Regions from separate parts of the Homo sapiens genome. Here region 1 is linked to region 2. The links are chromatin contacts, found by Hi-C or POLR2A ChIA-PET in ENCODE. All regions are on one chromosome and are shown on one strand. Each heading gives the region's core, a stretch centred on a gene start or an enhancer-like site at or near the end of the contact. The rest is flanking DNA. Distances are from core to core; before and after follow the strand shown. Region 1 overlaps CCDC33 (coiled-coil domain containing 33). Region 2 holds the start of ISLR2 (immunoglobulin superfamily containing leucine rich repeat 2).

What was found. Hi-C counts contacts between places; a loop is a spot of excess contacts on that map. ChIA-PET counts read pairs that join two places held with the same protein, here RNA polymerase II (POLR2A). Pooled maps may share reads with other maps.
Region 1: a map of ascending aorta shows a loop between it and region 2 (2.3-fold over the local background). The contact joins the enhancer-like site here to the promoter of ISLR2 in region 2. A Hi-C loop is called at or near these places in 12 of 168 maps with a recorded cell type or tissue (PC-9, aorta, ascending aorta and 5 more) and 14 of 50 pooled maps. POLR2A ChIA-PET finds 5 or more read pairs at or near these places in 3 of 52 experiments (AG04449, PC-9 and Panc1).

Annotation. Positions count from the first base shown.
Region 1 is chr15:74,249,209-74,254,824 of GRCh38, reverse strand. The region is part of intron 2 of CCDC33 (coiled-coil domain containing 33); the gene reads right to left. Among named protein-coding and RNA genes, the nearest start is that of CCDC33, 16 kb to the right of the region's middle. Within about 2 kb of position 3,549, at least 12 of the 41 ENCODE cell types and tissues checked have a DNase peak (open chromatin) inside an H3K27ac peak, as active enhancers do; they include ascending aorta and breast epithelium, where a contact is called at or near this core.
Region 2 is chr15:74,128,362-74,133,468 of GRCh38, reverse strand. ISLR2 (immunoglobulin superfamily containing leucine rich repeat 2) reads right to left here and starts at 2,883. Exons shown (of 3, transcript NM_020851.3): 1 at 2,848-2,883; 2 at 2,153-2,262; 3 at 1-722. The coding sequence starts at 714. It overlaps LOC283731 (a long non-coding RNA gene), which reads left to right and starts at 4,191. Exons shown (of 3, transcript NR_152622.1): 1 at 4,191-4,504; 2 at 4,845-5,107. RefSeq lists a silencer at 2,067-2,266 and enhancers at 1,759-2,667, 2,668-3,577.

The DNA.
Region 1 (5,616 bases), core at 2,300-4,799, 120 kb before region 2:
AGTGAGCCGAGATCACATCATTGCACACCAGCCTGGGTGACAAGAGTGAAACTCCGTCTCAAAAAAAAAAAAAAAAAAAAGAAGGAGGGTAGAGATGCAGAGGAGAGGCCAAGGACTGAGCCAGGAGCATTGACATTCGCAGGGTACTGGGACAAAGAGTATCCCACAGTGGAGTGGCCAGAGACAGGGTAGAAAATCAGGAGAGGGAGTTGTCCTGGAGGCGAGGAAAGAAGGGGCTTCAAGAAAGGAGAATGCCTACTTATACATGTGTGGAGGATGCACAGCCATTGGGAGGTCACTCCCCTGGCAGAGGGGGACCAGTCAGCAAAGCTGGAGGCACCGGTGGTGTCCGAGTTGGGTTGAGGGTTCAGGAGAGGAACAATGAGGGGCCCAGAGATCCTCACTGACCAGAGGTGTTTGGCCTGAAAGTAAAACTTGGCTGATTTTACACAAACATTTGGATTTCTGGTTTCTCTTTAAAAATTGAGAGAGGCGTCCGGGCGCAGTGGCTCACGCCTGTAATCCCAGCACTTTGGGAGGCTGAGGCGGGCAGATCATGAAGTCAGGAGTTCGAGACCAGCCTGACAAACATGGTGAAACCCCATCTCTACTAAAAATACAAAAATTAGCTGGGAGTGGTGGCGCGCGCCTGTAATCCCAGCTACTCAAGAGGTTGAGGCAGGAGAGTCTCTTGAACCTGGGAGGCAGAGGTTGCAGTGAGCTGAGATCACACCACTGCACTCCAGCCCAGGCAACAGAGTGAGACTCCATCTCAAAAAATAAAAAAATAAAATAAATAAAATTGAGAGAGGCTGGCCAGGGTGGCTCACACCTGTAATGTCAGCACTTTGTGAGGCCAAGGTGGGAGGATCACTTGAGGCCGGGAGTTTGAACCAGCCTGGGCAACACAGTGAAACCCCATCTCTACACATTAAAAAAACCTAATAATTAAACATAAACAAAAATGAAGAGGGTTGACAACCCATGCCCTCATTCTTCCATGTAGAGATCAGTAGGACGGGCAGGGGCTACTCCTCTGAATGAGCCAGGTGCTCTCTGGTTTGCCACAGTTGCTTCCTCTCTCTATTGCATCACATGCCAGGAACTACAGGATTTGCATAAGTAGATTGGCCCTGAAGACATTGACTTTGAATTCTGGCTCCCGGCTCCACTGCTGCTGACTGTGTGGCACATCCCCTAAGCATCTCTGAGCTCAGCTTCTCCCTGATAATGGTGTTCAGTATCTCACAGGTTTCTGGATGGATAGGGGGAGCCTCAGAGAAGGAGGGGGGGAACGAGGAGATCAACGGGATTCCAGGGCAGCTCCTTCTGCTGGAAACTTAAGTGTGTGCATGGAAGGATGACAGAATCAGGGAATACACAGGGGTAGGAGGAGCCTAATCGGTGCCCAGAGCCCCAGCCCCTGCTCAATGGCCTCCCTCACTCCACTACAAGCTAGACCCTGTGGCATGTGACCCTGGGACCCACGGGGGCCAGGCTAGGGAGAGGGAAGCTACATAAAGTCTGGAGGGATCACCAAGCCTCCTGGCTGCTCATGATGACCAGGGAGGGAGGAGGAGGCTGTCAGCCGCTCTGCCCATGCTCAGGAGTAAGCAGAGGAGACAGCCCATGCAGGATGCAATGAGGACACCAGGAAGGCCCCCTCTGGCCTGCCTCATGGCCCCAAATCTCCCCCATGAATGCCCTCTGAGGCTGTTATGCAGGATTCCAGAAGAAGCCTGTGGGGGAGAACTCATGCTTCTTGAGTCTGAATGGGGGTTTCAGGCATGAGAACACCTTAGGGGCCCCAGGTGGCAGAGATGGGAGAACATCTGGAAAGAATCCTTATGGCTTCGGTCTGGCTGGGGATGGTTCTCAGGCCAACCATCCTTCAACCACTGACACCAGCTGTGTTTATAACCCTGGGACAAAGGGAAGTTCTCACTGAACAAAAATTCTGAGGTTCTGAGTCTCCAGGAACTGATGTCATGGGGGGCAGGTGTGGGTGGAAAATCAAACCATGGTGTGGGGGCCCTGCAGGGTAGATGAAGACCCTGGTTCCCAGGCCTCACCCCAGGCCTGCTCCCCACCCTTGTCTTTTTTCCCATGGGGATCCTGCTGGAAGAGAAGGAGCCTTGGCTTCTGTAGGAGCCAGCGGCCAGATGGGAATAGTCATCTTCATCTGCTCCACTCCCACTGGCCAGCCATGTGACCTCAGACACATCCACATTCTCCCCTGGGCCTTGGCCTCCTCCACTATCACATGGGAATAACGCAGCCTGCTTCCAGGACTGCACCGTTAGAACCAGAGGGTGTAAATAGCCGAGCTCGCAGTGAGCTTCGAGTGGAACATCATCAGCAAGTGAGGGCTGCCTTATTCCTGGGACTATCCCATGATCACTGTCACTGTGTTATTGTTATTTTTGCTGAGCCCAACCCTCTGGCTGCTGAGACAAGCCCATGGGTCACCTGTGAGTCATTGTGAGCCTCCACCCACTCTGCCCAGATCCCTGCCTTCAGGGGTCCTTGACTGAAGGCCCCCAGCCAGACAGGGAGGAAGGAGAACTCCAGATCCCAGGATGGGTCTCCACACTAGTCACTGCATCTTCTCTGGAAGTCTGGGTTAGCATCCTGTCTCAACAACCCCCCTTCCAAAAGGGGTAACCACGGCATGAAATATCAAGGCAAAGAATGAGGTGGAGGGAGCTTTTAGATTTTGAAATCCTGGATCCTGCATCCTCCTTTGGGTACTAACTAGTTCTGTGACCTTGGGCAAGTCATGGAAATGCTTTGAGCCTCAGGAACCTCATCTGTAAAATGAGGTTTAATGATAATATTATACCTCAATTATAGGACTGGGTGGCGATTAAACTGTATGAAACACACAATACACTCCTAGCTTATTTCTCAGGGGTATGGTGAGTATTTGATAACTGTAACCTTCTTTATCCCCCCTCTTGCCAGGATTTCAAACAATTGTCCTACTTTTAACATCTTCTTCAATTAGTCACCAGAGTCAGAGCTCATCCTGTGACCAAGGCCAGCCTCAGTCTGTGACCAGGGTCAGGGCTGAGCTCAGTCTACAATCAAGGTCAAGCTCAGTGTAGGGCCAGGGTCAGGGCTCTCAGGCTTATCTAAGAAAACCAAGGATCCTCTGAGTATGACTCTAGCTGGCCCTGATCTGTGCCACCTCCCCTGTGCCATCCCAAGCCTGCCCCACATGCACAGAGGAAGCAGCGCCTTCCCCTTCGAGTCCTGGCTCTGTCCCCACTCATTAGCTCTGGGCAGCAGGCAGCCGAAGAAGCAGCTGCCAATGCTGGCAGCCCTGACATGCAGCCTTTGGCCAAGGGTCAGAACCCCACAGGCCATCTCCTGGCTAGCCCCTTTTCCATATCTCATCCTGTCCACTGGGGCACCCCGTGCCTGTCAGTGCCACTGTCTTCCTGGTCCCTGCTGTGCTCTGACTGGCAGGTCTCTCTGTGTCAGGCTGGGTGACAGGTGCTGGGTACTGTTCAAGCCCCAGGGCACTGAGCCAGGCCTAGACCAGTCATGGGACACCCTGGGCCTGGAGACTGGCCCAGTAGACCTGGGCACAGAATCTGTCTCGGGTGGCAGAGCTGGGGTTCTTGTTTTCTCTAAAGAACTGAGAGTGTTTCCCAGGCCAGAACACAAGCCAGCCAGGCAGGCCTGCAGCAGCATGCAGGCCAAAGCTTACATCCTGGCCATGGGAAGACTGAGGCTCAGAGAAGGCAAGGACTGGCCTGAGTTCATACAGGGAGTCAGGGGCAGTGGGCCAGATGCTAGGTCTTCCTGTACCCAGCCTGGCTTCTTTCCACTGTCCTGTGGCTTTCTTATGATAGGTCTCAGTGCCCACTGTGAGCCTGCTCAGGACTCCCCCTTCCCCCTGTAGAGCTTTAGACCCGCAGCATCTCACACTGTCTAGCACCACCATCTCTATAGCCCTTTGAGACAGGTTCCCAGGTGAGGTTTTCAGGCATTGAAAGACAAAGTAACTTTCCCACAGTCATACAGCAAGCTAGAAACAGGGCCAGATTCATTCGACGATTATTTAGTGACAGCTTCCTATGTTCCAGATACTGTGTTTCATGATAGGAATAAAATGGTGAGCAAAGCAGACCTGGTGGTTGTCCACGGAACTAGTGGGGCACAGTGGAGGCGGGATGGGGAGGCACTGGCAAAGAGTACGCACATAATCACATAAAGTGCATAAGCACATATCCTGGTACAGAGTCGCATGAAAACATGTAATGAGGGAGGATTTGGCCTCATCTGGGAGATCAGTGAGGACAGCTGAGATGGGAAAAGGGGAAGGGAGAATGTTTCTGGGAATGTTTCTCAGAATGTTTCTGAGAATGCCTAGGGTGGGAGGGAACAGGGTTTGCTCAGAGAACGGAGAGATGTCCAGTGTGGCTGGAGCAAAGAGAGGGAGGTGGAGGTCCTGTTGCTGGGGAGCTGGAGGGGCCGGCAAAGACCCAACCGTGCTGAGCCTGGAATCCTCTTTACTTTGGGAACAATGGGAAGCCACTGAGTTCCTTTGGTACTATGGCACCACAGTACCCAATGGTAACCTGCCTTTGAAGGGATCTTCAGGGAGCAAGAGTAGAGGAACCAAGAGCAGTTGGAGAAATAGTGCGGTGGCCTAAGTCGGTGGTGGAGCTGGTGGAGAGAAGCAGCTCAATCCGAGAGACCGGGAGACATGGACATGACTTGGTGATGGATTGGATGAGGGAAGAATGTGATTCCTGACACCAGGATGGGGTGGGATCACATGGAAAAAGAGTACAGGCTAGAGAAAGAAGAGCCACATAGGGCAGAAACCTGAGACAGGCTAACATTTAAGGTCAGGTAGACGAGATCAAGAGATGTGGCCATAGGGGAAGGTGGGAGAGTGGGGTAACTTGGAGGGGGAGAAAGGGCTTCAAAGAGACTGAGTTGTCTGGAGGGGCTGCTGCCTCTGTGTAATAAACAAATTCACCCGTCCAAACCCAAAGAATGGACTCAGAGACCCAGGGAACAGCGAAATTGAGACTTTTAACACGGGTCTTGCAAGATTGGGTGTCTGATAGGCAGGCACACCCAGCACAGTTTCAATAAGCAATTTACCCCTAGTGCACGGGTCTCTCCCCCGGTTCCTCATAGGGTGAATACTGCGGGGTCACAGTTTTCCCAGATGTCACCTATTGATTGTTAGCTTTAAGTTTGTTTGTTTGTTTGTTTTTGGGTTGTCTTATTGCATTTTTTGCAGCCCACAATGCACTGCAATCCTAGTTAGCTCAGGGGCTATTCAAGTTGTTTTTATTTTTTTATTATTTTTTTTAGACGGAGCCTCGCTCTGTCACCCAGGCTGGAGTGCAGTTGCTTGATCTCAGCTCACTGCAAGCTCCACCTCCTGGATTTACGCCATTCTCCTGCCTCAGCCTCCCGAGTAGCTGGGACTACAGGCACCCGCCACCACACCCGGCTAATTTTTTTTGTATTTTTAGTAGAGACGGGGTTTCACTGTGTTAGCTAGGATGATCTCGATCTCCTGACCTCATGATCCATCCGCCTCGGCCTCCCAAAGTGCTGGGATTACAGGTGTGAGCCGCTGCACCC
Region 2 (5,107 bases), core at 1,634-4,133:
ACTCAGATGCACGCTGGGCGGTGCACAGGGCAGGGCGGGCAGGCGGTACACCGGCACCCCCTGCAGCGCGGGAGGCGAGGCACAAGCAATGGAGTCGGGCTCGGGTAAGGACACCCGGGTGCTCGCGGCCCAGGCCTGCAGCCACACAAGGCCGCAGCCGCAGTGGAAGGGATTGTGATAGAGTTGCAAGTGTGACAGCGCGCTAAGCGCGTCGAAGGTGCCAGGCGCCAGCGTACGCAGCCGGTTGTTGTTGATGCGCAGGGAACGCAGGTCGGGTAGCGCACCGAGTGCGTCCCGGGGCAGAGAGCCCAGGCGGTTGTGGTTCATTTTGAGCAGCTGCAGCGCGCTCAGGTTGCGCAGGTCGCTCCACGGAAAGCTGGATATGAAGTTGTGGCTCAGATCGAGGTTCTTGAGCTGACTCAGCACGGCCAGTGCGCCTGGCTCCACGGTGCGCACCTCATTGTGCGCCAGCCACAGCGACGTGACCTGTGTGACGTCGGCGAAGGCCCCGCGCCGCAGCACAGTGATCTTGTTCGCGGACAGACTAAGCGTCGTCACGTTGGCAGGCAGTCCTTCCGGCACCTCACGCAACTCTTTGTAAGCGCAGTCCGCGAACTGGTGAGCGTACTTGTCCACGCAGGCGCACGGCTCCGGGCATGATCCGGCCACTCCTAGAAGCGCCCAGACCAACCACAGGGCCCGAAGGGGGAACATCGCGGCTCCTGCAGATGGAAGCCAGGTGAAGAAGAAAGAAGGTGACTCACTGAACCCCAGCTTACCTCCCCTATCAAGCTGTGCCTCCGCAAGCCCGTTTAGCACTAGTTCCAGGGCTCCGGTAACCTCCTCTATGGCCAGGAGCCTCTCTGAAGTGAAGGTCAATAAAAATCTCGAGGTTCAACGGATGCTCCCTCCCAGGGCCCTAATTTCCTTTTCCAGCGGCCCGGTATATCGCCCTTTTTTCTCTTCCTACTCCTTCCTTCACGCTGGAGCTGGCCCCTCCGTGGGCTCCGCAGCTCGCCCATCTCCAGCGGGCTCCTCACGTACCCCTCTCTGTGTTTCTAAGCCTTCGTTTAACCTGGTGAAATGGATCCTACCCAAGAAGGACATTTTTGTCCGTGACTGGCTGTCCTCCCTGGAACCTTTGTCCCACGCACAGCACTCGCACACACGCCCATGCAGGCACACAACAATACAAACAGACGCGGGGCTTCATAATCAAACCGCCAACTTCTGCAGGGGTTTAGAGGACCTGATGCTCAATTAGGAGGCTCACAACACATTTCCTAAACTCACAAACACATATGCACCCAGACATGGACACAATAGACCCTGCAGACCTCATTGTTCTCTTAACCAGCATTTGTACGTGTTTTCCACCACGGTACAAAGCGCTTTCCTGTCCATTGTGACAATTGACAGACACAAGGACACAAGTCCTCACACGAACCGACCCACCCACAAGAACACAGGCATGTGCCTGTGTGTGCATACAGCCCTCCACTGTGACCGAAACCCAGCAGAGAAGCAATAGGAGGACCTGCACTGCACGACTTGAGATGTGGGATCTGGGGAAGCCCATCCCCATGCCCTACTGCATCTAAGGCCAAAGTCACCTGCCCGGGGCTGCAGCTCCTGTGAGGGGAGAAGAAGGGCTGCTCTGCCAACCTTCCTTACGGGGAAGGAGGTTCTCCCCCATGTTTGGACCAGGTGTGTTGGGAAAGCGGTCACTAGAGCTTCCTCTCAGGTCCCTCAGGCGGCTCCCATTGGGCAGAGGCGTCCTCAGCCAACAGGTCATGGGGCTGCCACTAGCTAATGAAGCTGGAGAAGATGAAAGATTCTGCGCCTTTCTCCACAGCTCTGCGGTGCCTAAGGACCCCCTCCCCATAACACCTTAAGCCCGGTCACACAAACGAACTTGCACAGACTCCCTGCCCCCATTTGGAGCGCCTGTCAGGTTTGGCAGAGCCCCTCCCACAACTTGTCTTTGGGAACCTGCTCCTTCACTCTGCCTTTGCTCTTCTGGGAGGGTCCCTTCCCTCCCTTCCCGGTTCCTGCCAGACAGCACCCCCACCAGCCCCGCACCCCATCAGGTGCCCTAGGCTGGACCTAACCCCACCTGGGTCAAGGTTGTGGGGTGGCCCCCATTGCTTACCCAATATTCGCCGACTCTCAGTAAATGTCCTGGGGCTGAAACCCCTTCTCCAGACCCGGCGTGGCAGAGCAGGGAAGATAGCCCAAGCAAGATACACGCATGTGTTGTGGCTGTGGGGAAAACGGGGGGCGGGGGGCAAAGAAAGGGACAGGTAAGTTTGGGGACTTGGTGGCCCCAAAGTACCACTTCAATTTTTCCTTTTGCGTCCGTTTCCCCCACCTCTCTGGCTGCAGGTTGGAGAAAGTCCTTGCGCACTCCCGGGCCTGGCGGGGACGCGCATAGCCTCTCCCGCCTCCTGCTTGGTCTACTTTTGTTAAAGCCACGGAGACCCTCCCCAAGGCCAAGACACGTCGGTCATAAGGGGCATCCCACGCCCACTGTCCTGGCTGGGCTCTTCGCAGCCTACTGCACCCCCATAACCCACGTACCCCCACATTTACACAGCCGCTGGCATTGTTACTGTCCCTGATCACACCACCTCCCCCACCCCACGTTCAAACACATTCGCGCACACAGTCCCTCACACCCTCCCCATAGCCGACCTTCACAGTTTACAATCATCCATGGTCAGGTAATAATCGCATCAATGTGTTCAGCCCCTGCTACATTCACACGCATTTTCACGGGCACACCTGCACCCGGGACACTTACCGTTCTCCTCTCGCACACGCATACACACATTCACGCGAACTCACCCTCACGCGCCTGTCCCGCCAGCGCCCGCGAGCTTCGCTGCTAATTGAATGCAAGCCGCTTTTACGCCCTGCAACACGTGAGACAAACCATCTTTGAGGAATTTGGGGGAAGGAAAGGCGCGCGGCTGAAGTGGGGGGGGAAGGCGTGTCTTTGCCTTTAAACTCTTTTTGCAAATGCAGGCGGTGGCACCGACAGACTTCGAGCGGGACCCGCTGAGCTGCGCGCAGCCGAGCTCGCGCGGACCCTTCCCTCCCGCACCCCCCGCTGCTAGCCGCCTCCTCCCCGAAGCCACGTTCAACATGATGCATAATTGATAGTGTTAGCAGAGCGCCGCACCCTCCCTACCATTTTTGCCTGGATCTGGGCTGATATAAGCCCTAGTCTCCCCCGCCCCGCCGCCCCAACCCCCCCGCCCCGCCTGCTAGTCTAACCCGACACCAGAACGCACAGCCCTGCAGGGCGTGCTGGGAAGGGACACCCCCCTCCCCAGCCCACCGCAGCCCTGCCCAGCCTCTTAAGCCGGAACTCTTTACTTCTGGTCTTTTGTGGCTAAACCAGCGCTTGAAGCCCACTGCCCGACGCGTTGGCCTGCGCGCACCGCGGGACAGGTGGAGCAGGGGGAAGCTCTCTCGAGCGCACCCAAGCACCTCACTCCAGGTCTTGCCTGCTCCAGGAGAACGGGGCACGGAAGCTGCAGCAGACAGTAGCACAGACAAGGATGGTGGCAAAACGTCCGCTACTCTTGAGCACGGTGGGCTGGGGACTTCAGGCCCGAGCATTTCTCCCATATCTGCCCCCCATATCTTCACAGCCTCTCAAGCAGACACACGGTCAACCCCACACGCACTATCCCCCAAGCCGCGGTGGCCCCTCACCGCCCCGCCGTCTCACACCCTCACACAACAGCCGGCTTCGGCAGACTCGCTGTTCCCGACTGTCGCTCCCTAGCTCTGATGAAACCCCGACATTTCTTTCAGCGACGAGGAGGCGGAGGCGCGGCGATGTCGAGGCATTTGGCTAAAACCCGGTTTCCGCCCCCCTGCGCTGCCCACGTTAGCCCTGGAGACAGCTACCGGCCATAACCAGGAAAGGGGTTCAGGCTCCGGGAGACACGCAGAATCCCCACCCATTCTGTAGCCACTGAGCTCTCTGGGAGCACCAAGCCCCACAGCCATCACCCCGGGCCATGGGGGTCTCTCGATGGCGAGGGTTTGGGGCTTCCGTGGAGATCAATACCCCGATTTGAGTGTTGAGCATCTTAATGAGCTAGGGGAGGGGGTGGGGAAGAGAGACAGGCTAAGAGCGCAGCGTCTAAAGAGACCACCCGGCCCGGGGTTCCGAGGCTGCTTTGTAAATTAAATATGAACAGACTGGTGCGCTCACACTCCAAGCGTCCCTCCCTCTCCCCTACTCCTGCCGTCGCTACGGGCGGCCCAGCGGGCTGAGACCATCGCATCTTGCTCAGCCCCAGTTCAGAACACAGAACTTCACACCGCCTGCTCGGGCCTGGAGTCCCCCCCCGCCGACCCATGGGGAGGGCGCAAGGCGCCTTTCAGGGAAGGTGTCTTCGAAAATGGTCGAGGGGTGAGAGCACTGTGACCCGTCCCTGCCGGGGATCCTGTGGTGGGACAGCCAGGATTGGGTCCCTAGCCCGGGGTGAGTCCCTGAGGTTTCTAGGCCTTGTGGGGTCGGGAGAAGGAGGCAGACGGCGGGGCCAGCACACCCTTCTTTGTCTGCCGAACAAGGTGGGGGTGGGGGCGGGGAGCGGCGTCTTGGGCAGTTGTCCGGGTGTTGGGAACCCTGAGGGGGCGGTCTTGGGAGCCTGTGCCTGGGAAGGATATTTGGAGGCAGGGGCCCAGCAGCGGGAGCTGAGTCCGGTCCGGCATGGCGTGTCCAGGGGACTTTTCGGGACTGAGTGAGGGGCGCCAGGCGGGGAGGCTCAAGGCCCTCCGCCGGTTTTTACCTATTTTCTTTCTTTCTTTTTTGCCTTCCGCAGGGAGGCAGAATCTGGGTAATGGAAGGGAGAATGGGCTCGCTATCTGCCCAGAGCTTCCCTGGACTGCAGGAACCCGTCCTATAAGCAACCCCGAAACTTCGGGGCCCGAGGACCAGGGAAGACCCCCTTTCCTTGCTGTCTTGACAGGGTTGCAGAAGCCAAGGAGTTCGGCAGGGAGACGGGGCTCCTGGGGTGGTTAAGGACGCGGTGACCACCCCTGGGCGGGAGCTGACTCCCGCGGGCCCGGAGGCTCTAGCTCACTC